6 separate regions of the Homo sapiens genome follow, and regions 2, 3, 4, 5 and 6 are each linked to region 1. A link is a loop called in an ENCODE intact Hi-C map of the cell type or tissue named here. Cell type or tissue: dorsolateral prefrontal cortex. All regions are shown on one strand. Region 1 holds the start of PANTR1 (POU3F3 adjacent non-coding transcript 1). Region 2 holds the start of LOC105373526 (a long non-coding RNA gene). Region 3 has its middle 3.9 kb from the start of LINC01102. Region 4 overlaps LINC01965 (long intergenic non-protein coding RNA 1965). Region 5 overlaps LINC01102 (long intergenic non-protein coding RNA 1102). Region 6 holds the start of LOC101927383 (a long non-coding RNA gene).

Evidence for each region. A loop is a pair of places that touch in the nucleus more often than their neighbours do. Peaks named below come from ENCODE experiments on the same cell type or tissue, not always from the same donor. Only the 100,000 strongest peaks of a DNase experiment are listed, where the experiment ranks them.
Region 2: a loop joins it to region 1, with 11 times the contacts of the local background. A loop is called at or near these places in 7 of 110 quality-filtered maps.
Region 3: it touches region 1 in a loop (8-fold over the local background); 13 of 110 quality-filtered maps call a loop at or near these places.
Region 4: a loop joins it to region 1, with 2.9 times the contacts of the local background. A loop is called at or near these places in 9 of 110 quality-filtered maps.
Region 5: a loop joins it to region 1, with 5 times the contacts of the local background. A loop is called at or near these places in 5 of 110 quality-filtered maps.
Region 6: a loop joins it to region 1, with 4 times the contacts of the local background. A loop is called at or near these places in 4 of 110 quality-filtered maps.

What each region holds. Positions count from the first base shown.
Region 1 is chr2:104,847,574-104,851,573 of GRCh38, reverse strand. It overlaps PANTR1 (POU3F3 adjacent non-coding transcript 1), which reads left to right and starts at 98. Exons shown (of 4, transcript NR_037883.1): 1 at 98-262. RefSeq lists an enhancer at 494-3,046. In dorsolateral prefrontal cortex, CTCF peaks have their summits at 1,643 and 1,842 (motif pointing right); a DNase peak (open chromatin) is centred at 1,853; H3K4me3 peaks cover 4,000 bases; H3K27ac peaks cover 4,000 bases.
Region 2 is chr2:104,656,265-104,660,264 of GRCh38, reverse strand. LOC105373526 (a long non-coding RNA gene) reads right to left here and starts at 928. Exons shown (of 8, transcript NR_188089.1): 1 at 819-928. RefSeq lists an enhancer at 1,652-2,163. In dorsolateral prefrontal cortex, no CTCF peak of the experiment used is centred here; DNase peaks (open chromatin) are centred at 686, 1,064, 1,604 and 3,320; H3K4me3 peaks cover 1,374 bases; H3K27ac peaks cover 3,314 bases; H3K27me3 peaks cover 802 bases.
Region 3 is chr2:104,428,485-104,432,484 of GRCh38, reverse strand. No RefSeq gene overlaps it. Among named protein-coding and RNA genes, the nearest start is that of LINC01102, 3.9 kb to the left of the region's middle. RefSeq lists an enhancer at 1,431-4,000. In dorsolateral prefrontal cortex, no CTCF peak of the experiment used is centred here; a DNase peak (open chromatin) is centred at 1,854; H3K4me3 peaks cover 3,214 bases; H3K27ac peaks cover 4,000 bases.
Region 4 is chr2:104,043,274-104,047,273 of GRCh38, reverse strand. The region is part of intron 1 of LINC01965 (long intergenic non-protein coding RNA 1965); the gene reads right to left. Among named protein-coding and RNA genes, the nearest start is that of LINC01965, 170 kb to the right of the region's middle. In dorsolateral prefrontal cortex, no CTCF peak of the experiment used is centred here; no DNase peak of the experiment used is centred here; H3K4me3 peaks cover 1,242 bases; H3K27me3 peaks cover 528 bases.
Region 5 is chr2:104,500,693-104,504,692 of GRCh38, reverse strand. The region is part of intron 1 of LINC01102 (long intergenic non-protein coding RNA 1102); the gene reads right to left. LINC01103 (long intergenic non-protein coding RNA 1103) reads left to right here. Exons shown (of 6, transcript NR_110113.1): 3 at 3,753-3,877. Among named protein-coding and RNA genes, the nearest start is that of LINC01103, 7.8 kb to the left of the region's middle. In dorsolateral prefrontal cortex, a CTCF peak has its summit at 1,633; DNase peaks (open chromatin) are centred at 1,532 and 2,577; H3K4me3 peaks cover 3,165 bases; H3K27ac peaks cover 3,968 bases.
Region 6 is chr2:104,699,799-104,703,798 of GRCh38, reverse strand. It overlaps LOC101927383 (a long non-coding RNA gene), which reads right to left and starts at 255. Exons shown (of 2, transcript NR_188512.1): 1 at 1-255. RefSeq lists an enhancer at 401-2,677. In dorsolateral prefrontal cortex, no CTCF peak of the experiment used is centred here; a DNase peak (open chromatin) is centred at 2,228; H3K4me3 peaks cover 2,393 bases; H3K27ac peaks cover 2,690 bases.

The DNA of each region.
Region 1 (4,000 bases):
AAAAAAAAATCCAAAGTATATAACAAGGGGAGAACAGTTAGTGCTGATTTTCATTTGCATACATTTTCATATATTTTGGTGAAAATAATAGACTAGTGGAGAGCTGGGCTTCGAGGCGTCAGTGTGAAGGGAAGGCTAAGGACGCATCGGTGCTGGAGAGTTGAGAATATGCCTTCCCCTCCACCCCCAACCCAGTCACCTTATTTGAAAAAAAATTAAAAAACACCTTTTATTTAAAAACCTAACCCTGGAAGTTTGCTCGGTAAGTGTTTTTTCATTTTCTTTCCCTGCTTTCCTCTTCTTTTTCCCCTCCTTTTTGGCTTATTTATTTATGTTCTTGTAGGTTTGGGAGCTTATTTTCATTGCTTGGGACAAGAGAGGGTTCACAGAGCAACTGTCTGAAGGAAGGAAGGAAGGGAAGATGTGTTGGGGGGGAGTTAAAAAAATCCAACCCTGCTAAAATATTACATAAAAAGATGGACTCAGTCCAAAGCCCCACACAGCAAAAGCCACTTTACTTTGGAGGGGTGGGGGGAAAATGCTATTCATTGTAATTGTTGATCGTGAAGGTGGGGTGGGAGGAGGGGGAAGAAGCCCTGGAAAAGAAGTGATTATTAAGCATGCAGTATATAAATATTTCTTGATTGGGATTTTTTATTTTTCCCAGAGAATCAGGACTAGAGGGGAAGAAACCCTATTTCTGTAGCCAGTGGTGATGTCCTGAATTGTGTGTGCCTGCCTGGATTGGGGTGGGGGGACGCATGCTGGGAGCAGGAGGATGGAGTGAGGAGGGGGACTTGGCAAAGGGAAGGCGGAGAGCTGGAGGAGGAGGAAGCGAGGCAGGAAGTCAGGGCACCCCTGGTTAATGCTGTGTCTGGGGAGCAGGCGGGGAGCTGCAGCCTCCCAGCTCGGTAGTGAAAGCCCATCAGAAAGAGGGTGATCAATCAAAACTAACCAGGACATCCCTACACTTCATTCCCAAAGGAGGCTGGAGCTTTAGCATCGCAGACTGGATTTCACTTTGTTTTCTATTTTTGACAGCCTCACTTGTCCCCTCCTTGCCACTGTTCCTGGGTTTTGTAAAAATTGAGGGTGCAGTTATTGCTAGGTGCAGTTAATTAGATAAACATGGCCGGAGGACATAGCTAGGCCAAGTCCAGGCCCATTTGAGTGCCTTACCTTAGTGAAATAGGCCGGAGAAAATTTTAAAAGCTTCTTGGTTTTGTTCTTTTAAGGGAAGCTGCGTCTGTGATGATGAGGGGGGAGAATCCAATGGCTGGAATTTTATTGCACTTTTTTACACAGAACACCTTGCAATTTAGAATTGGTAATTTATTTGGAAACAGTTGATGCCAAATCAATGAAACGGTTTGTAACGAGGGAGGAAGAGGTTTCAGTTGGGGAGGGGGCTCAGAATCGCCAGTTTTCCACTCCTTGTTTACGTGCTTGGCAGCGTTGCTTTTGACTGGGGTTAACTCTGTGTGCTCCATTGGACCAGATGCCATATAGAGCTGCTCCCTGAAGATCATTTGTTTCCTTGATGGGGAACATTTCTGAGCAGAGCATATTGGTTGCCATAGAGAAAGAAATAAAAGGAAGAACACTAGTCACATTAAGCTATATGTTTGTGCACTGGGCTTTAGATAAAAGGACCTTGGTTCAGCCAAAGAGAAGAAGCCAAACTAGAGATTTCTAGTGCCACTAAAACTAGCTTTATTTTGTTTTGGACTTTTACAGTTGAAACATATAAGCTAATTTTATTGGCTGTTGTTAATTTTATATGACACGGTTTACTGAACAAAATAAACTTTGCTCAGGAGTAGCATTATTGACTTGTCAGCAGGGGGCGCACTGACTCGTCTTAGCGAGTGCTGAGTAAAATGTAGCTGTTTCAAAAGCAAATCTGCTCTTCCAAACTTGCCAAAGGAACAAATACCGCTACCTTTCTATGCATATTCACAACGAGGAGTGAATTCATTGCATAACACAGGGTTTTAAAATATGAAGACAATGACTTCCCCATCCCCCACCCGCCCATGTCTGTGAAATGGCCCAGAAAGAAATATAGTTCAAAAACTATTCCTCCATTTCAGTGAAGTGTATTCTGGGCTGGAAAACAGAAATGAGATGTGAAAGCAAGAATAGTTTTTGAAAATTATTACTAAGGGGATTTAATAGGCTACTTAAGAAGCTACCTTTCAGGGTTTTTTGTTGTTGTTGTTTTAACAGTCAAGAAAATGAAATGCATCCTAGGGTATGATCTGTTTAAATAATGAAAGTTCTTCAACCTGATACATGCTTTGACTTCTAAATGCATCTCTGGGTCCTAGAGATTTAGTCCGCTGGCCCAGGATCACTTTTACTCCATTTGATATTTAGTGGCTACTTTCATTCTTGTTACCACTTATGATTTTAGAAAGATTTTGGATTTATCCTTGAAAGGCTTGGCAGAGAAAAGAAAATACAAAATAGCCACGGGTTAGAGATAACTGTGGGCTTGAAACTTTTTAGTGCATTACTTAACCCAGTTGAAGAAAAGTTTCAGTAGAGCCACAAGGTTTCTGCCTCAAAGATATATACATACTGCCAATGAAGACTAAACTTTATTGTGGTAAAGGACGAAAAAGATATGTGGAAAACTTCCTAAAGCAGTGAAGGGTAGATCCTGACTGGTTCAGAATTAGTCAGTTTGTCATTAAGAATTTTCCCAAGGAGATTCAGAGAGTGTGACTAGTAAAGGGAAGCCCGGAGTGACTGGAAGTGAGAAGCTGGCTTCCATGGTTCAGTAGCCGAACACACCTGTGAATGTGTCACAGAGCCTGTTAGTAAGGGCCACATTACGTGATCGCTCTCATGTTCCTGTGCAAGAGAGGAAAAGACACCTTATTCTTTCTAACCCAGCTCCAAGTCAACCAGGTTCCAATGAGGAGAAGTTTTTCTTTGACACTAACTTTAGTAAGTCAGAGTTTGGATTTAAGTGGTGTGTTTTCTAGGAGGGTCAAGAGATTCTGGGAACAGTATAAGCAAAAGGGGCACACTCAAACACATTTTAATCTGTGATTTTCACCCCAAGCTCTCACATTTAGAGTCAGGAAAGGTACTCTCAGGTTCGCACTAATAAAACAGGGAGAATTGAGAAAATTGTAACTTGAGCCCAAACATTGCTTTCTCTTTGGCTTTTGGGACATTTCAGACAAAAGACTTCTGGGGCAGATCCACATGAAGTGGGCAAATGTCTTAAAGCTCTAGCTTACTTTGCATGCCCAGGGCTGCTGAATGCATTTAAAAATTATTAAGGAGAAAGGAAACTTTTCAAATCAGCCTGACATTCTGCAAAAAACATTGGTGAGGCAATCATTATATATATTTAGAGCATAATTTTTGTGTGCCACTTTTCATAAGATCTGTGATTGTTACTGTCTTGCTGCTACTTTTCTTTTTTTGAAAAGGTAATTAAACAATAAACAGAAAAGATAAAATGCTTGCCCCTCATGATATCTATAGTCCTAGGTTCCTTAATGTAAAAGAAACAGAAAATAAGAAATCTGGGTAGAGCAACAAGTTAATTTGACAAGAACTGACATATTATAGAGATGGCTTTAGTAGCATTTTATAATGATTTGGGGGTGGAAGCGATCAAGCTGGGTATGAATTAAGATTCAAAGTGCTGGGCAAAGCTACAGACTTTTAATTGTTGGGGATGGCGAAATTGCTTTTGCCAAATGAGAGAATGAAGAACATTACCTGGGTCAAAAGTACAAAACACAAAGTGGGTATTTACTCATTTGTTTCCATTTGAGAATGATAAGGTGCTCTGGTATCGCTGCAGTTCAGAAGCACATTTGCCATTAGCATTTACAAATTAAAATGTTAAGCATACTCTCAACCCATACTCTGTGTTATATACAAAGGGGACAGCTCTTCCACGGTAGCTTTTGGGTGGAGAAAAGTATTTGTCGTCTTGGCAGTGGATGAGTTGTTTCTTGGTCTTCCTAAGTTT
Region 2 (4,000 bases), 190 kb after region 1:
AGCTCCAAGCCTGCAATAAACAGAAACTCCTGAATCACCCTATGAAAACCAGATATCTGGCTACGTTTATCAATATTATTTTGTCTAACTCTTTTTAACATACATTTTTTCCAGTTAAAAGCTCACTGAAATCCTCATATAAGAATCCCTCTCTCTCCAGCCCTCCCTCTCCCTCTATTTCTCTGTCTGTTCCCTGGAGAAATTAAAAAAAAAAAAGAGCATATTGACGCTAAATAAAAACCAGAAAGAGCAACCTTATGTCATTTATTTCTCTGAAATTGAAAAAAAAATCATTTTTCCTCTTAGAAAACTGTTCTGGTTTAAAATAAAAACACTTCAAAAGGTACTTTGCATTATATGTATGTCTTCCATGAGAAACAACACCCACATCTAGTGATTTTCTCATCTTGTCCCCGTCTGACAAGATCTGTACTAAAATATATTAAAAAAGAAAAAAAAAGATAAAGAAGAAAGAAACAAAGTGGGGGAAAAGCTGACTGGGAGCAGCAGAAATCTCTCCCTCAGGCCGGGGGCCTTTCCTTTCTCTCCGGGGCAGGGGTGGAGGCCTCGACCTGGGCTTCCTGGGGCTCCAGCTCTGAGACCCCGCGACCTTCTGACTCTGGGGCGCCCCTGGGTTCCCCGACTTCAGCTCCCACCCCATTCATTCAGCTCGACCTGGGAGCCGGGCTCAGCTTCCCTCCTGGAATTCACCCAGGGACCCTGCTATTGTCCCTGTCGTCTGACCTCTGCTACGCTAAGTTCCAACAGGGTGATCTGGAAAACGCGCCACTGGCTCCCTGGCGGGCTTCCGGACTCGCCTTTTCGCGCCCTCGGCGGCGGCTCTTTTCTCCAGGGGGGACCACCTAGCGCTCGGCTTTGCACGGCCAATTTATGGCGCTGTCAGGGGCTCGGGCGCCGCGCCCATTGTGCGGGACGCCGCGCCTGACCCCGCCGCCAGCGCCGCGTAGCCCGATTGTTCCCTCATTAGGGCGGCCGGGAGCGGCGGAAAGGCTCGCGGCCCTTTCCCACAATCGCTGACAATGTGCGGCCGCAGGCTTGTCACAGTCGCAGGCGAGGAGAAATGGAGAGGATGTGCCACCGAGTGGGGCGCAAGGGACATCGCATTCCCACGCGAGGAAGTGGGAGAAAGCCACCACTCAAACAGCCAAACCCAAACTCCAGACCCTGCACCGCCTGGGGTAGTTTCTTCTGGGGTTTTGGTGGCGGCTGTCAAGACCCATAGGAAATACGCTGGGGGAAGACTCCACAGCGCCTTGCAAAGAACTAAAACAACGCTTGAGCCCAGGAGTTCAAGGCTCCAGTGAGCTGTGATCGAGCCACTGCACCCAGGCCTGGGCCCCAGAGTGAGACCCTGTCTCAAAACAACAACAACAAAAAACAAAACAAACCAACACACACACACACACACACACACACACAAACACACACACACACTCCTAAATCAAGAGTTACAAAGAGCCAGACAGCCGGCGAACTTGGGCACAGGAGCGCTCTGTGCATAGGGGCAAGAAGCGCCCTGATGCAAGCGGGGCTGAACTGTGCACTCCCAGGAGCCAGGGCTGCGGCCACGTGGAGAAGGCAGGAAGGAAGCGGGCGGGGCTGTCAAGCAGGCCTAGGGCGATCAGCCCTGGCACAGGCTGCCTTCATAAGCAGGAGCCATCCGCAGTGTAGCAATCTCTTCTCCAGCCTGGCTCCTAGAAGGAGCCAGCTGATCTTTTTCCCTTTCGTGTTCTTTGCCCCACTGTGCCTGTTGCTGCTGTTCTTTCCCAGTGAAAATGCCTCCCAGAGAGGTGAGGCAGCCTCAACACCACACTTCCACGCTCTCACTTTTCCTCCTGGCCAACAAAGTGAGGACACTGCCCAGACAGTCCTCTCTCCCCCTCCTCCACCGGCCTGTTGCGTTGAAAGGGCCTTCTCTAAAACTGCAAATAAAGAGCACAGCTTCAGAGAAACCGGGCAAAGGCTCAAGGGGAAGGCACAAAAAGGACTATCTCTGTCCTGACGCTTAGATGTATACAAAAAGCTACGCTCAGATTCTTAGGTCTGTGAAATGCTATTTGAGTTGAAACACAATACCCGCCTACAGGGCATGCATAGAAAGTGATTTTAGGCGGCAATAACTTAGGGTAATTCTCTCTATTTTATAAACATCATTAACTCCTCTTATGAGATGATGCAAAAAGATTCAACGTTTCTTTGCACTTTCTCAAAAAAGTGAATTCTGGGGCTAAGGCCGTAAGCGACCACATTTATTAGCAGGTGATTCAAAATTGCGCACCCAAAGGGAAACTTCAAGAAGTTTCAGGGATACTATACACAGACTTTTAACTTGAAAACTCTTCTCAAAACAGTGTTTTTGAATTGAAAATGTGTTTAATCCTTTAATAGAATATAAAGCTAGAATTGAAAAGAAAGTTTACATTCCAATATATGATTTGTATAAAATATGTTGAAAGATATCAATTGTCTATATTTAAACTACATTTGAAAAATTCTAAGTACTCCAGAATTTTAAATTATTCTTAAAACAGAACTAAAGATATTTTCATGATGGAAAAATAATGTGAATTAAGCTTCTTAAAAAAAAGACCAAGTCTCATCTTTGGGGTGCATGTTGTCCTATTATTTTGTCCAAAGCTTTCTTGATAGGCTAAAAAGGACTTTAGGTTCTTGTGTTTAATATTTTAACAAGAACTAGGATACAGTTTGTATTCGTTTGTAAAATCCATTGCAAAGGTGATTTTGGTTGTGGCAGTTTTCCTTTCTTGTTTTTAGCAGATGGCTTTCTATTGACTGTTAACCTTAAAATCAAATGTGTAAAGCTTTTTATTTAAAAGAAAATAGTAATCTTAATTTGAGGTACATTGTGTGTAGTCTTACAGTTTGTGATGGCTGGTTTATGGTGGTGGGGAGTGTTTCTTTGTAACTTTTAGTTTTCTCTGACTCTTTAAATTTCACTGTTCACGTAGTTCTGAGCTATCTGCACTTGATCTGGGCCCAGACATATTTTGATTGTAAATAAAAAGTCTTCTTTTATGAGGATGTTCACTTCACAGCTTGAACAGTGTAATTTTTATACAGGTCTCAGCAATCAATAAAAAAGACACAGGAGGAATGATTTATCTTGTTGGTTACAGAGACTGTCACCGAGAGAAATTGTAAAAGATCAATTTACACAACCTGGTGTGAGAATGTTATTGATATAACACGGTTGATCGGTTTCTGGTTGTCTGTGCGCAGGCACTGCGGAGGGAGCACCACCACCACTCGCCAAGGTCTTAATAGACTCCGCGCTCCATAAAGTGGACACCGAGCCAGTGACGGCGGAGATGGCCCGGCGGGCGCCCACCGGCATTGGCTGCGCTCCGATTACTTCGTTAAGCAGTGTCATGCTTCTTCTTCTTTTTTTTCTTTTTCTTTTCTTTTCTTTTTTTTTTTTAATTTTTCCCTCCTACTGTGAGAACTGTTCACTTGGAGACTCCCTGTCTTAATTACAAAGAGCCCTTTTAACCATAGGTCACAGGACTTGGCTCTCTTGACAGGAAATAAGGAAACAAGCTACCTTCCTGGAAAAAAAAATTCAAACTTCTACTTCTCAAATTAGTTAAATGAAGCTTGTCGACGGTTGGGAGTTGAGCCTTATGACAGTTGGCTAATTGCAGTTGGTACATTAACTATGTTTTAACCAGAGCAGTTTGGGATCTAAGTAGATTAAAAAAATAAAGCAAGCCTAGGCATTTCCAACGAAAAACACTTAAAATAACCACAAAGTTAATATTGGTTTTACTTGCTATATGTATTACAATACAAAATGGATTCCTGTATCTTTAACATTGTAATTAAGTAAATTTACAAATATTAACATTTTTAAAATGACACTAAAGCTACTTTAAATCCTAGGAAGGCCTCTCTCTCTCTCTCTCTCTCTGCCCTTTCTTTTTTGATTCTGCCTTCAAAATGTCCTCTGTCTGTATTTTTT
Region 3 (4,000 bases), 420 kb after region 1:
AACAAAGACTCTTACCTTCCTCTACTTAGCTGACAGCCAAAAGCAAAACCAGAAAAAAAAAAAAAAAGAAAGAAAGAAAAAAAGAGAAATGCGTAGGGTTAGTAATTAAGATCTTCCCTCCACCACCAAACACGAACCAGAGGTGATCCATGGCTTGAACAAAATCTCCACAACAAAACAGTTTCCAAACTGCCCAAGTTGTCTTATTTTATTATTTACTGGGGGTTGGCGGGGGTGGGGGGAGTGGGGAGCAGAGGGCAACCTGCTTTCCATACAGCAATGCAGTTGAATAATCTTTCGCTTTGCCCACATTAAAAGCCCTGAATAATGTTTATAAAATGTTAGGGAATCCCGGTAGGTTTCCTATTTAACAAGCCATGTATGACAAATCACAGTGTAATGTACTACGTTCTTAATCTTTAATTAGAATGTGAATATCTGCTAGAGAACGCAGTTAACTTTGACACGTTAAATCTTCTGGTTAAAGTGCCTTACAGGAAGAGCAAAGATGAAACACTGTAACAATCTCCCGCTTCTCTCCATTCACCCAGACAGTTGGGGAAGGATGATAACATCTTGTAATACCTGCTCTGCAGTAATTAATCGCTGTGGTATTTAGGACCATTCAAGTAGACAAATATGACAGAGACAGGGACAATTAGAAACCTTGTTCAAGCTACATTAACTTTTCCAGCTATTACAACACAGCAGCTCAAGTTTGCTTGTAAAAGCTGCAGAGGGATTGCTATGCATTAGCCGTGCGATTATTAATGAAAGAAAAGGAGAATTGTGTTTATTGTAGTTTGAAAATTGCAAATAAATTTCAATTATCTGCTATGTCATTTTGTTAAACATGCACTCTGGAAATGCCTTTGTACTCTAAATCATGAGCTACTTAGAGCAAACTAATACCAGAAACCCTCAGGGAGATAGGAAGTCAATATTTTTGTGGAACTGGACTTTTTTTTTTTCGTAAGTGAAATTGGAGATGGGCAAAACCACCTGAATGGGCTTTTCAGGTAGCAAGCTCTGTGGCATCTTGGCGTGTATACAGCTGCTAGGTACTAATAGATGTTGAGTCAGATGTCGTGGGCAGACATCAGGGCAATCAGAACCACACTGTTAAAAGGAACCAGAGAAGCTTTCTCTCCTTGGGGAATATCCCCAAAACAATGATAAGAAATCAATTATGATAAATAAATAACGTCTGCCATCTCTGTTCCTTCCAATAACAAAGTCAGTCTTGGGGAAGAAAACACCTACGAGAGGTTCTAGTCAGCTGTAGAGGTGATGGAGTCAATGTTTCTGGCAAATGGCTCATGTCTACTGCCTTTCAAGAGGATAACTGCCAATCACTTTGAATGGCAAACTTGATCTTGACACACACACACACACACATGCACACTTGGAAAGCAGGAATAAACACACCCGCTTCTCTGCTGCCTTTTGTGAAACTACTCATTTTTCAAAGCATGCAGACCTATACATCCAATACCAAACCTCTCCTCGGTGTCTCCCACCCAAACCACGCGACAGAACCACTTTCAAGGGGCTGATGAGATGTACATCCCCCGGCCTGGAAAATGCCTCACGTCCAAACTTCCCACCCACCCTACTGTCCTCTCACCCAGGCCCAGCCCACAACATATTTCCACCCAATTTATTATTCAATTTTACTGCCCATCAGGAATTGAACAAAAAAAATATAATTCTGGTGCGCCTTGGAGCCGGGGACCTGATCCAATTGTCTTCTGTAAATCAAAGAAAGACCAGCTTAGCATGGCACAAATCTGCATCCCCACCCCAGAATCTGTTGTCACACACACACAAAAAACCCCGCTCAGTGCTCAGGAACAATCTCCCCTCTCAGCCGAGCTGCGATGATGTCAGCTTTCTGATTACAAACTGCTTATTTATGCTTCAACAGCTGCCAAGAGCAGCAAATAAGTGGCTAAAAGAGTGTCTAGACCAGGCTTTCAGGCCGCTATTGTCTGGGGGTTGTTACCTGGTTGACAGCGATGGGTCCAGCTGCCTGGTGTGAAAGGGAGCAGAGATGGCGAGGCCATGATTGACAGAAGGCCCTCGGGGTCAGCCCGATGGCCCCACGTCTTTATATTCCCGGCTCCAAAGGGAAAGCCAGGGCCCTGCCTGGAGGTTGGAGGTGAAAGGAAATGTTGGAGGGTAATGAAAAAATCTTTTGGCCAAATTTGCGATCATGAACACTTACCCCAGGGAATCAAAGCCAGTGCAAGTGGTCACAGAGTAGCCAGAAATGGGCACCTCGAGCGAAAGGAGTGAGGCGTTTCTTATCAACCTCACAGGCCCCTGGAGGAGCTGGAGAGGATGCACAGGCACACATAAATTCACTTTCTTTTTCTTTTTTATGTCTTTTTTGTTTCATTTTATTCTGTGGTGTGGGATGGGGAAGCTTGAGCAAATGCCTTTGTTACCACCTTTTTAACACTATCCTGATAGTTCGAGGACACTTTCAGAAAACTTCCCTTTTAGTACTTTCAATGGAAATCTGACAGAACATGAAACACTCCAACATTTGGGGAAAATAAGGAGCTTTGCAAGCTGACGTAAATGTCTAATTAGAATTTTCCACCACCACCACTTGCAACCTTTGAATCTTCCTTTCCCATTTGTTTCCAGCCACGCTCTCCATTTTAACACTTTTCAGGGTAGATTTGAATGTACCAAATCGCTGCCTTCATCCTGGCATCTCACAATTCATTGCAGTTGATTGGCACCAAACATTTGTGGCTTCAACCCTGCTCCTCCCCCAACCCCATTTTATAGTTTGGGGTTCTTGTGAAGAAAAGAATACTGCTAACTCTTGATCACTGAGACACACTCATTTGAATATAATAATCATAATGAAATAACTTCTTCCATGGAGCCCACCCTGTGGTTATTGCTACTCAAATACTTTGCTCCTTCTCGGGAACTGTAGCGTTATTATTTCGACACCATTGTTCCTATAGGGATAATTAATAAAGTACAGCTCCCGGGCAAAGCAACGAATGCTCCTACTTTCACATTCTTATTTACTTTTTCTCCGAGCGTTAAAAACACAGTTTCTTCCAAATACTGGCTGTGATCTAGGATCCAAATAGTACAAATCAGATGACGCTGTAGCCTTAAAAATGGTTGCATTTTGAAAAATAATAATAAAGATGAAGAGTAAGCTTTCTACTGTGTGAAAAATAACAACCATTTCAAACCATGGTGATCCCCAGAAGATGCCAGACTTGAATGAAATGCAAGAGAGCACCTGAGGAGACGAAGCTTAATTCGTGTATACAGTTGGCTTTCTCTATAATATCTGATTAAGAATCTGTAACGAAAATGAAATCACGTTAAATTAACTGTAAAAAATAAGTTGATTTAATTAAGCAAGAAAGACTTAATAGATATAATAAAATGTTAAAAAGTCAAATGATGTGCAGTTACATTTCAGTTAACACTGCTCAACAAATGTACTAAATTTATTCCTTTCAATAATGATGTGTTTTGAACATTTAATTAGATAAATAATGTCTAATCACTTCAGCAAATCTGAACTGGAAGAATCCCTTGTCATCAAAGGTGACTCACGCTTGTTACATCTACCTTCTAAGGGAAGGTAAAGCTGACAAACTTCAGCTCTTTTCAAGGAGATGAACAGAAATAAGGTAAAGTCTGTCTTTCGAGCCTCATTAAAATTCATGGTTTGCTAAACAAACTATTATTTACAGTAAGAAGAGTGTTATTCGGAATAGACTTCTACTTGTTTGCCTTTTTTTTTTAAGAATCAGAAGCTCTAAGCAGCTGATAAGAAAAGGTATACAGTGTTAGATGTCCTATAATTCATCATAATACTGTTTCCTTTAATAACTACTTTGCTCAAGTGATTGGCATGATTACAAGAAAATTACTTCAAATTATTCATCTCTTATCTTTCCTCTAAGATGTCCTAAGTTGGATGATAGTTAGCATAATGGGGCCCTATTAATTA
Region 4 (4,000 bases), 800 kb after region 1:
GTTTCTTGGTGTTTTTAGAGAGAGTGAGTGAAAATGAAGTGAGGGCTCCGGATAAAAGGCAGCCTGGAAACCAGGGGTGGGGGTGGGGTCAGCAGGTTACGGCCCCCTCATCAGTCAAGGTACACACCTGGCGTCCAGGCCTGGCAGGCTTCTGCTGAAGAGGGAGTGACTTCCCACGCTGACAGGAGTAGCAAATTATATAGATCTAGAGATAGAGACCTATTTATGCAGGTTGTTTATTCAGAAACTAGTCATTATTAAAAGGCTACTAACTACAGGAAAAATATCACTCCCCTGGGGTCAGTTTATTTCTGTCCAACTCTGATTTCTGAAAAATGAAGATTTCTTTGAACTGGAAAGACAAGATATTGTAAAATATGCATCATTTCAAGACCTCGTTCTTCTGTCTTTGCACTGATCTTTCTGCTGTTTTTATTGATTCATGGATCAGTGTCCAAACATAATTTTACCTTTTTCAACAGAGTTCAAAGCAGGGGAGATGCTATCTCATCAGTTTTCATAATTTCCATATGATTCACCAGCTGGCTCTCCCCTGTGTCTGGGGCTTCGTTTCCCACTATACCTCTCCACTTACCACATACACCAGCCACACCTGTAACTCCTTCTGAAAGCCACAGGGTATTTCTCTGTTTCTCCACCTGCTCATGCTATTCTCTCAGCCTAGACAGTTTTCTCTCTCTTCATTTATGCAGTCAACATTTATGGAACCCCAGCTATGTGTTTAATCTGTGCTTGGAAGTGATGAAATGACGCAGTAACCTCTGGAGCTTCCTGTTACTAAAGGCACCAAACTTGTCCACCAAGACTCAGCTCTACCTTCCTATAAAAAACCCACTCTTCTTCCCAATTTTGAATTTATCACACCTTTTTATGTGTCACCATAGGGATATATATATATATAGATAGATAGATAGATAGATAGATAGATAGATCTCACCAGAGTTTGATTGTATATTTTAATTAATTGTATTTTATATGTTAATTAATTATATGTATGTCTCCCCAGTAGAAGGATAAGCTATATGCTCATTATGTATTCTTCAGTACTATCTTGGCACAGATACAATATTTTATGCATTGATATTATTAATTTGTTCTTTGGTTAAATGAAAGGTTATGGACTGAGGGATGGATGGATGGATGGATGCATGGATGGATGGATGGATGGACTGACTAATGAATGGATGGATGAATGAATGACTATTTGGATATGTGCAGTTGAATATTAAGCCCTTTTTTGTTTCTTGAATCCACAGTACATTGCCCATGACTGTTCAAGACAATAATTCTGCATTGCCTTCCTGCCTCAACCTGGAATCAATGACTTTTTAATCTAAACTGTATTTCCCTTTCAATTAACAAATAGGATAATTTTGTTTTGTCATAGAACTACTCACTGTAAACACAATTGTCTGTGTGCATAATAGTTTTCTGTTACTACACTAAACTTTTATATGCAGTAATGATGTATATTTGTCAATTCAACAATAGAGTATTAGTTTAATATTCAAAAAACATATAAGTGCCATAAGAGGGTCTGCATTTTAGTATGACATATTTTTATGTCTAAAAGAAAAGTATTTATATGGAAAAAATTAAGCATTTACGTGGAAGAACAGATGATTATTAATTTATATTTGTAAAAAAAGTTTCTAATTTACTTTCATTATATAAAATTATTCAATCTGAATTATCAATTTATGTATCAACTTTCTTACAGAGATATTTTCAAAATGAGTACATACTATCTTTATACATTTAAAATTCATACATAGTTGATATTCATATTTTAGTAGATTCTATGTAGAAAATGAAAGTTTGCTCTATCATGTTTTGACAATTTAAAAAATTCATTTCTCCATCCAAAAAATCCTTGATACAGTAGACTGATTCTGGCACAGGTATCGTAATTCAGAAATGTGTAAAAAAATGCTCAGAGAAAGGCATATCTAATATCGCGGTCCTAACACATTTGATATAGATATAGTATCGCCGAGCTCATTATAGCAGACCCTATACTATAATTATATTACACACATTTTAAATTATCATTATAATTTAAGTCTGCAATTTTGTTTGGGGCTTAGATTTTCCATATTTGTTCTCACATGTGAATCATTTAAATTGTTGAAGTAGAATCTGTTTAGCTGTTTTGAATTATATGAATGAAAGAAAAAATACTTTCTCTTCAAAGCAAATTAAGATATTTGGGGACTCAAGTGAGACTGTCTGAATTTATAAGCTTTAAAATTTTGGAGTAAATATGAATTTAAAAATATTTTCTAATTTCCCTTGAACACAACTTAAAAATACAAATAAATTAAATATTTGACATAAATCTGATGAAATTATCAGTTTATTCAGTGATCTTAATTTTACTGTACCAGGAATATTGAAGATAAAATTAACATCATAAATTATGAGATTTGTCCAGTTACATTATTTTGGTGTATGCAAGTACAAGATGTTTATTTTTAACATTTGGTCATGACATTCAGAGGTACAAATTAAATAATGTCCTATTATTGTTCCAACTATGTCTCAAGTATAATTATATAAACATGCAAAAGTCCGAATTTACTAAACATTAATTTACCCTGAGAAGATGCAATATTTGTTCCTGGTAGTTGGGGATTTTAATTGGAGACCTGGATACCATTAGCTCTTTATGTCATGCTTTTATATATTTATACTTTGTAAGGAAACTTGGCAAAAATTTCAAACAAACATAGAAAAGACTTAGGCTAAGGTTTCAAGAAATGGAGACTTCTATCTTTCTTCCTAAAAAATTACTTAAAATATCAGCTTTCAGATATTAAAAATATCACTAAGTCTACATGTATACACCCCTTACTTTATGTTTTTAATTTCATAATTTGGTAATTTTCATTGTATTGTTGTTTCCCTTAAACGTTTGCCTTTGGAAGTCAGCAGGGAGACATCACGATCCCTTTGAACTTTTACTTTTGATGATATAAGTATTTCAGATTATAATAGAACTCCACATGCTAAATTTTGCTCTCCTGACATTTTTAAAACAACAGCAACGACAAAAGGTACTCGATGTAAATCCCTGAGGACTCACAGTAGCAGCCGAGTCTTACAGGTTCCCTTGGTCTTCAACACTCTCTTGTCTGACCTAGACCGAGTCTAGCAGAGGTGGTTATAAATAACTCCTCAAACACTGGCCGGAGGCTCCAGTATGAACTGGGGCTGCAGCTGCCGTGCACACTCGAGAGAGGGCAGACAGAAGAAAGCAAGACCAGAGATGACTACAGACACAAAATCTTAACAATTGGCATCCTGTAGTCACTACTTGAGCTTTTCCTCTTTATTTTTCGAGAAATTTTATTAAAATGTCTAGTAGACAACAGGACACATTTCTATTTTGCAAGCGCTCTAAACAGCAAGAGGCCCACAGAATGTTCATTATTGGAATGAGGAAGAAAGTGCTGTCTGTCCTGCCAGCACCAACATTAATGCCCATTCAAAAGTCTTTTAACCCAAATGGAAGTGGATTTAGCAGGCACTTTAGGCCAACATTATTTGGAAGGATTTTACACATTGTAAGTCATAATATATACTAAAAAAGAACCTGTGAAACTGTTAACTTGGATTTAAAACGAGGATTCTGAAGGTAGATTAGTATTAGCCAAGTTGTACCAAGAGTAAGTTTCTCTAACAGCATGTAGTATTGCATGACAACCCCACATAGAAATCAAATTGCCTTTGAAAATCTTAGCTCACTTACTTTATTTTAACACATATTTTGGTATTATTAAGGGAAAGTAAAGTTGCCTTTTTCCCCTTTACTTGTCAATGCTGCGTTTCAACTATAGAACGTTCTAATTCCTCCTGAGACTGCTATTTAAATGAAATTGATGGTGCAATTTTTTATCAAATAAAGCCTACTTTAAAATTATTGTTAACTCCCAATTTGCTATACAGATTTTTTTATTGCCATGTACTAGGCTTCAAA
Region 5 (4,000 bases), 350 kb after region 1:
GGTTATATCTAAGGAAATATTAAAAACCGGGCTCACACTGTTGCCCCTTTAAGCTGACTTGTATTTATTAATATATTCTAAATGAAGATCTTTCTTCCTGCCCTGAAAGAGGGAGGAAACTCCAAGGTAAATAAATGCTCTGGAGCATTGGCAGGGTTTAAAGGGAATAAGAACACATTAGCCAAAGTCTCCTCACTGTCAGCCATTCTTAACAAAGCAACTGATACCTGCATAATGCCTGGGCTCTTTGTAGTTTCAGTCTGACATCTGTTTTAGCCAATCAATTTTTCATTAAAGTCAAAATGCTGCTTTAAAATTTGCCTTGGCTTTCTCTTTTTAAGACAAGAACAAATTTATGACGAAAATATTCCTTTACAAAACTCGATGCAATAGCTTACTAAGCTGTGTGGATCTTCATAAGTGGCATAGTTTTGAAGACTCACTTTGAATAGTCTAGATATTAAGATGGAAAGTTTAAAGAACCCACAGAACTTATTTTCAGAGCACATTTAAATGTCTTTTAAGCAGATTTTTTTTTATTATGACGTGTCCAAGATGAGCTTGCAGAGATTCAGCATCATTTAAGGAGAGCAGAGCCGAAGTACAGAATTGAAATTACTTGAAAACACACATCTGCATTTTAAACTTTAAGCTCCCTTTCAAAATACACTGTACAATCCATGTTTACTATAAATACAGCGAGGTAAGTCTGAAATACCTTTATCTTATTTGGTGGATCTGTGTTTGAGCCTCTTTGTTTGAACAGAAGTGTCAGCTGTATTTTACTTTATTATATAAAAAAGTTTCAGAATTTAATTAAGGGTCAAGTACCAGCAGTAGATAAATGCAACAGCTAAAGCATATTTCTGATCACTCTGAAGTCTGCAATCACGAAAATTATTATCATTGAGTAAAACTGGTCTCAATGATGGTGACTGGGAGATGGATTCTGTGTTACTCAGCCATCATTTACATAATAATGGGTTCCAGTTTTCATCAGCACCTTTTGTTTGTACAGTGCTTACTGCTACAGTAAATTGTCAAAATGTCATTCCTCTCCAATCAGCCAGAAAATATCAACAGTAAACAAGGCACAGGAAGAAATTCTCTGATTAGGAGTGTGGCAGAGGAAGAGTAGAGCTGAAGTCTCTGTGATCGCTTGAAACATGTTATTCTGGTGTTCCCAATAATACAGTCGTACAGATTATGAAAATTACTTCTCTCTCTCCCCACCTCCACCCAGCCCCTTTAATGAAGAAATACCACTCTGCTTCTGAGGTCACCAGGAAACCTCAGGACGATCACTGGGGATTAATTGATTTACATACGTATTTGTGGGTGCCACTCTGTTCCCTCTTACTGGGGATCAGCCTCTCCTTCTTTTTCTGGCAGGGTACTGCGGATTAAATGGGGCCAGATTCTCCTACAGTGTTCTTGTCCCTGCTTGGTTCTCTGACTCCTGGCCAGTGGGGATTCAGAGAATAAAGGAGCTGTGGAGAAGAATTTGGCCAGTGCCCACGCTGCTATCACATGGGGCAGTGACAGAGAGGCTCCCATCCGCTGACTCGCCAATACTCTTCTTGTTTCAGCTGAATTGCTGCCAGAGCAGGAACTCAGGAGCTGGGGAAGAGCCCCAGGCGGCAGCAAAGTCTTCCACTCTTTGCCTTTCTACTTGGCCATCACTTGAACTCGGAGACCAGGGACCAGGGACCAGGAAGGATGATAGCCAACTCTACAGCCAGCATTTAGGGCACGGAGCCCAGACTGCCCAATGACCAGTTCTCTCTCTTTCTGCTTTCCCTGCACCCCAGGCCACTCTTCAACAACATTTTAAAGTCCGAAAGAGACATGAAATCAACAACTCTTCCTGTTCCTCAGTGAAATCTCCCCAGGACTAGGAAAGGATGAGGATGAATTAGTACAGTATATGCCTTATAACCATTATAGTTACAAAGTATATTAAAATTAAAGACTTCACATTGTGTCTGAAATAAAAATGAATATAGTGGCATCCTGCCAAGAGTCCCAGAAACCACTCTTGTGTGGAATTGAAACATTTGGCTCATATAATACTTAATTTATTTTTATGAAATGACAAGTTATATAAATGTATGTTTAAAACAGAGGGGTACAACATTTTTTTGGTAAGGTTTTTTTTTTTTTCTTTTTGGTATTCTGGCGTATATAGCTACATGGTTGGGACTTATTTCTAAACAGAACAAAAAGGAATATGTTTTTCCAAAATGGCGTTTTAAAGCTATGTGGTCCCCAAATATTTCAAAATATGATCATGCAGTTATGTTGCCCATGGCAAGGCTCACAGTACCTTCATTGGAAATGAATAGGAGTTTTAAGATCTATTGAAATGAAGTGTTGACATCAGGGAATATTTTGTACTGCTTTCAGGTTTCTTACCATGCACTTTATTTTGCTTGGCTACTTTTAATTTTTTCCCCCCCACTTCTCTTTGAAAATCCGACATTGTCCAAACCCTTTCGATGAAGAAGCTTGCTTGAATGAAAGCGCCGTGATGCTGTGGTGGTGCATCAGTAAACAGGGGGCCCGAGGAGCGGGCAGCGCGCGGAGAAATAGGGCTGATCAGCGGTAATTACCCTGACACCTCATGCAGTACAGGGAATTAACTCCTAGGACTTTGGGCCGAATGAAGAAGACGTTGATGTTTCACGTTGTGAATGCATCAGTGCCTGAACCCATTACCAGTTTAAACGGAGATGAGAATTTACTATACACTTTTTTTTTTTTTTTTTGGTTGGGAATGTAGACCGGTGTGCAGAAAATGAGAAAGTAATTCAGGATGCAGAAGCAACCACAATTTGTATTTTTATTAAGGCTTTTGCCTTCTGATTCTATATCATATCCATGACACATAAATACAAGAGAAGGTCCATGGCAACCATTGTCTTGAAAAGAGGGAGCCCGTTGCCTTAAAGAAGAGGTTAGCGTGTCACCAAAGTAGGTGAAGGTATTCCACGGCAGACCCATAGAAAGTGCTCGAAAACACAGAGCAGGAGGGGAAACACAGCTCAAAAGGCAACTAGTTAGCAGCTGCCACTATGACCTTTAACTGCATCCATGGTAACTGGGCTAAGGATGGAGTTCCATTTTACTATTCTCACACCCACAATGTTAAGCCTGTGAATCCCATTGCAATTTAATGGCTGAAATCAGAAGGCAGATCTGTGTTCATTGGACCGGTGCCGATACCCTCTTAGCTAATGAGCGCAATAAACATTTTCATGCCAGGAAACCAGTGCAAGTGGAAATATTATGCCATACAGAAATATATACCCAAACACAAAGAAATGGTCAGTAAAGTCAGTCTTTTATGTATATTTGCATATTCTAGCATTCAAAGCCAATCATCTTTTAAAAAAAGAATAAAAAAAGCTGCTAGACTATTAAAAACTGTAGCATACCACAAAGCTTACTGTGAATGAGAAATCAGAAGAGTTATGAATTCTAGAGTTAATGACTATTACTGCCTGTTCTATTATTTTCCTTAATGAATCTTATTATTTGTAAATGTATGCTTCTTTTTATGTGGCTCTAATATACTTCATGCCTTTTCCCTGACTATATACCGTACCTCCAGCTGGGGCAAGAAACCACTGCAAAAGCAATACCCACTTCTTTGGTAAAGGGAAGAGGTTTTATGATCGCTTTGCCTTCATAGCTATTTAGTTCATAGTTCGTTAAGAATTGATGACAATAGTGTCATACTGTTGTTACAGACTTTGCAACCTGCAAGGATACATAGATCATGCTTGTTTGTTTTGAAACCCCAGAAAAAAATGATAATGGGAGCTCATCACCAGTGAATTAGCCTTTGAATGCATGCTGCCTCTCTGAACAACTGGTAACTGGTAACTTTTTTTTTTTTAAACCAAAAACATGTTTAAGTTTAGAATGAGATGGCATCTGAAACTGAGCTCCTCAATTTAAGAAATAGCCAGTTTCAGAGGTTTAAGCATGATTAACA
Region 6 (4,000 bases), 150 kb after region 1:
TGCAGAGAATTCATGAGTTTTCACCAGCTGCCTGGATCTGTCCGGACATGTTCCAGTGCTCATCCTGTTAAGACTGGCAATTAAACAGAGTATTACAGCTAGGAGACCCCAAATTTGATTCCATCCTCCTCTCCTCTTTGCAGAACCCAATTTGATTTTTTTCCCCACTAAAAAAATGCATGCGTAAGTGTAGCTGTGTACGTGTGCATGAGTGTAAGCATTTCTGATGCACCTAAGCAAAAATGACAACTCTACAATAAAACAATAGGAATTCCTACCATGAAAGAAAATGAGTTTTACAAAAGTACAAGTTCTTCATAGCTGTTTTAAACAACTGTGTTTAGCAATACACCTGCTTTGATATTATCTTTTAACTGTCTCCTCTTGCTAGTTAGGCTGGCAAAAGACAGCCTCGATGGTTAATTGCCGAATGTACAGAGAAATGAAACGTGGACTTTTAAAAGAGTAGTAAGCTGGAAAGAAGATTAATAACAAATTAGTAAATAGGAAAGTCTTGCAAATCTATGACATGTTACAAAGGGAAAACACGAGCAGAATCTGTAAAATGTTACCAAAATACGAAAAGAACCTAGAAAAGGAGCACATTGTATGTTTATTTGAAACAATTATTTGCTAAGATGAAACACATTTTAGCAAGGGACTGGTGGGATAGGCAGATTGTCAGGGGAGCTGAAAATGCAGCAAGAATGACCAAAGTTAAGAGACCTAATGACTCGTGGCATCTTCCCTTAAAAATAAATCCAAACAGGGGAAAGGAATAATAAATTTTAAAATCGCTAACTGATTGCCAACCCAGATTTTGCTTTATTAGGGAGGGCAAGTAAATTTTATGTGATAGTTTGTTGTATTTAAAGACAGTGTAAAACTCTCATTGCAAACAGTTGTTTACAGTGCGTTTTTCAGCACCGAGCTGTTTTAAAGCTCAATTGTGCATTTTGCAGATAAAGTGGGAAAACTAACTGAAGGCTGTATTGTAAGCAGTGGTTGCCGTGGAAACCCCAGTTTCAAGAGCTGGTTCTCCATTACCACTTAATTTAGGCTTCCTAATTGCATTCCACTAAATCGGTAGCGACAATATCTGCAGAGCAAAACTGCATGCCCAGTCTAGCGCAAACCTCTTTGAAACAGGCTTTTTGAAAGCCAGGAGCTATAAAAACTCAGCATGACGTGGAGCATATGAGAAACCTGTAGTTCAAATGTACTACTGCCTGCTTTCTCATCCTTGGTAACTTCAGTGCGCTCCACACCAATCTATTAGTTCAGTCTACCTTAAAGATCATAAAGCTCTGCCATGTGGAAACTCATCTGTCCAGCAACACATTGGTGCAAAATAGATTTAATTGTACTCCCAACCCTGTATCATGTCCACCTTATTTTACTGCACAGCAGCAGGTAGCCAGTGCACAGTCTCACTTCCCTTGAACTGCCCTTGCTCCACAATACGAGGAGAACAATACTTTCTCAGTTTAAATTATTTGCCACTGTTGGGCTGAGCGGAGAGCTAGACCGCCCATATGTGACCTGAAGAAGAGGCTTGTCAGAACCACTAGACATAAAAGCATTCCAATTATCGACCACACTGCTTTAATAGAGGAGGCAACTAATATGATAGTGTAAGTGACTGCACCAGTGAGGAGCTCTTCGTCACTGTCAGATTAACACTTGAGTTAAACTCTTGTAAATCAGTCACATTATGCTGCTGGTGGAGAAATAAACACAGACCTATTAGGCTTAGGATTCCAGAGAGCTCTTTCTGCAAAAGGAGTTACACTGGATGCCTTATTAATAGGAAATTTGCCATGTTTATTATTTTGCAATTACTAATATGGGTAACGTTGGCAAATTTAAGTTGCCTGTGATCAGATTCCGAAAGAGAAGCAAGTGCCTTCGGTGGCCAGAGAGCAGGCCAGCCTGGCTCCGTGGCAGGGCACCGCAGGGCACGGTGGGCATTCTGTGTGAGCGGCCAGTGGGAGAGGAAGTTGGCTGACTCTCGATTGACAAAAAATCCCACAATTCTCGTTTTCTCTTTAAACAACGAATGCTTTCAAGTAAAATGCCGTGCTATCTTGGAGCACAGGACTTCATGCCAATCCCCGGCGAAGCTCATCATTTCCTCACTCAGGACCTGAGGATTTGGCATCTATATTGTAGGCGAAGAGACTCTTTTGCTCCAGAGAGGCAAGTAAACAACTGCAGCGTTTTATCCTCTCCCTGGCGTGGGTGCATGTTGCTAAAGCAGCCCAGGCACTGCTGCCAAGCACTCCACTATTGTCTTCTGTCTCCCAAGGTTTCGAACGCCCCTGCCCTCCCAACGGCGGGTCTTCTGCAGGGATGAATGAGGCATTTTCCAGGACAAGACTTTATGAATGAGACAGACTGTGTATTACAAGGCAAGAGGCTCCTGTGCATTTCCTGAAGAAGAAAGCCAATGTGAAGGAAGTCTGCATCCCAGTTTCAGCAGCAATGTGGAGGAGAAATCACCATCACTGACAAGATTTTGCCAGAAAGCCTCTCCCTTAGTCACGATACAAACAGGAGATGACCGATTCAAAGGCCAGGCATATAAAAGCCCTGGACAAGGTAGATTCTAAAGGATAAATAGTTGCTCTTCCGAGGTAGTGGGGAGGGGCGCCCGCTGTTGGACCATTTTAATCAACAGAAAATCAGGTGCACTGCTGTGGGTGTGGCAGCTGCAAAACATGGCAGGATTGCAGGTCATCTTTGGATGAAATATAACGACTCATGGTTCTGTGACTGAGAACATGTGATCTTGGAGACGAAGTCTGAGCAAAATTACGAGTGAAAGTTCTGGGATGTTAGCTATCCTGAGTCACGGAGACCTAATCGAAGTACTCCTTTCCCATCCTCTAGAGTTTCCTTAAGAAGCCCTCGGCATCAACTTCAAGGTGTGAATACATTTCTCTATTTCTGATGCACCTGCAACCTGGGTGCTACAACCGTTCTCTTCTGTGTGTTTCTTCCTCACTATGGATGGAGAAAAGTAAACAAGTGTGTTTTGTGCATCACCTTCATGTTGCCACTCTTCAGTTAGGCAAGTAAAAGCTAGCCCTTCCTCCCCAAACTTGCTTGGTGCCTCTGTTCCCAGAGCAAGGTTTCAACCCTGTTGAAACTCTGTTTCAGTCCAAGTCCAGGGCCCTCAGAGATTTTTTTTTCTCCCTGAGGGGATAAGCAGGGCTTTAAAAAGATTCTACTCCCTTTCCAAGCCCACGAAGTGCTCAGAAGCAGCCCCCAAAGGAGCCAGCAGGGAAAAGTAGACTCAACTTTGTCCAAGCATCAAGTTCCTGCTAATTTCCTCTCCTGCTACCCTGATGAAATCACCTCTGATTTTATCTGTGTTCTCCCACTTTGCCACTGCTTATCTCTCATCCACCCATGGAACTAATAAAATAAAGGACTAATGTTTCCTCCTCATCCTTAACAATTAATTCTAATTCTAAAACTTCTTTGATCTCCTCTCTATTATTCTAAAACGAAACCCCAAATCTTTGGGCTTAAAATCAAGCCTTGTTTCAGTACATAGCCTAGGTACCACATGGAAAGAAAATTGCAGCAGCCACAGAAAATGATTACTGCTGAATTACAAATCACAGAGAGATGCATAAATAGTTATGAGGGAAAATTGCAGGATAATGCTGCTGATACAATCAATAGCATCCTTGATAGTGATAGGCCCAGGGGTTCTATATATTATCTATCCACCAAAATGCCAATATAATAAAACCTACAGAGGAATTTATATCATGATCCATTCTCTGTTAATTCCCAAGTGAATAATAAATCAAATGGGATACCTGAAAGATCGTCTCCTCTAATTGACTTGTTTAAGAAACTGGTTATACTGGCCATTACGCTATTCCAACTAATGTGTGTTAGGAAGCATTTCTCTCTCTTTTAAAATTAATAAAACAATTTCACATATGACCCATGGTGCAAAGAAAAAATATATACTCTTAAGTGA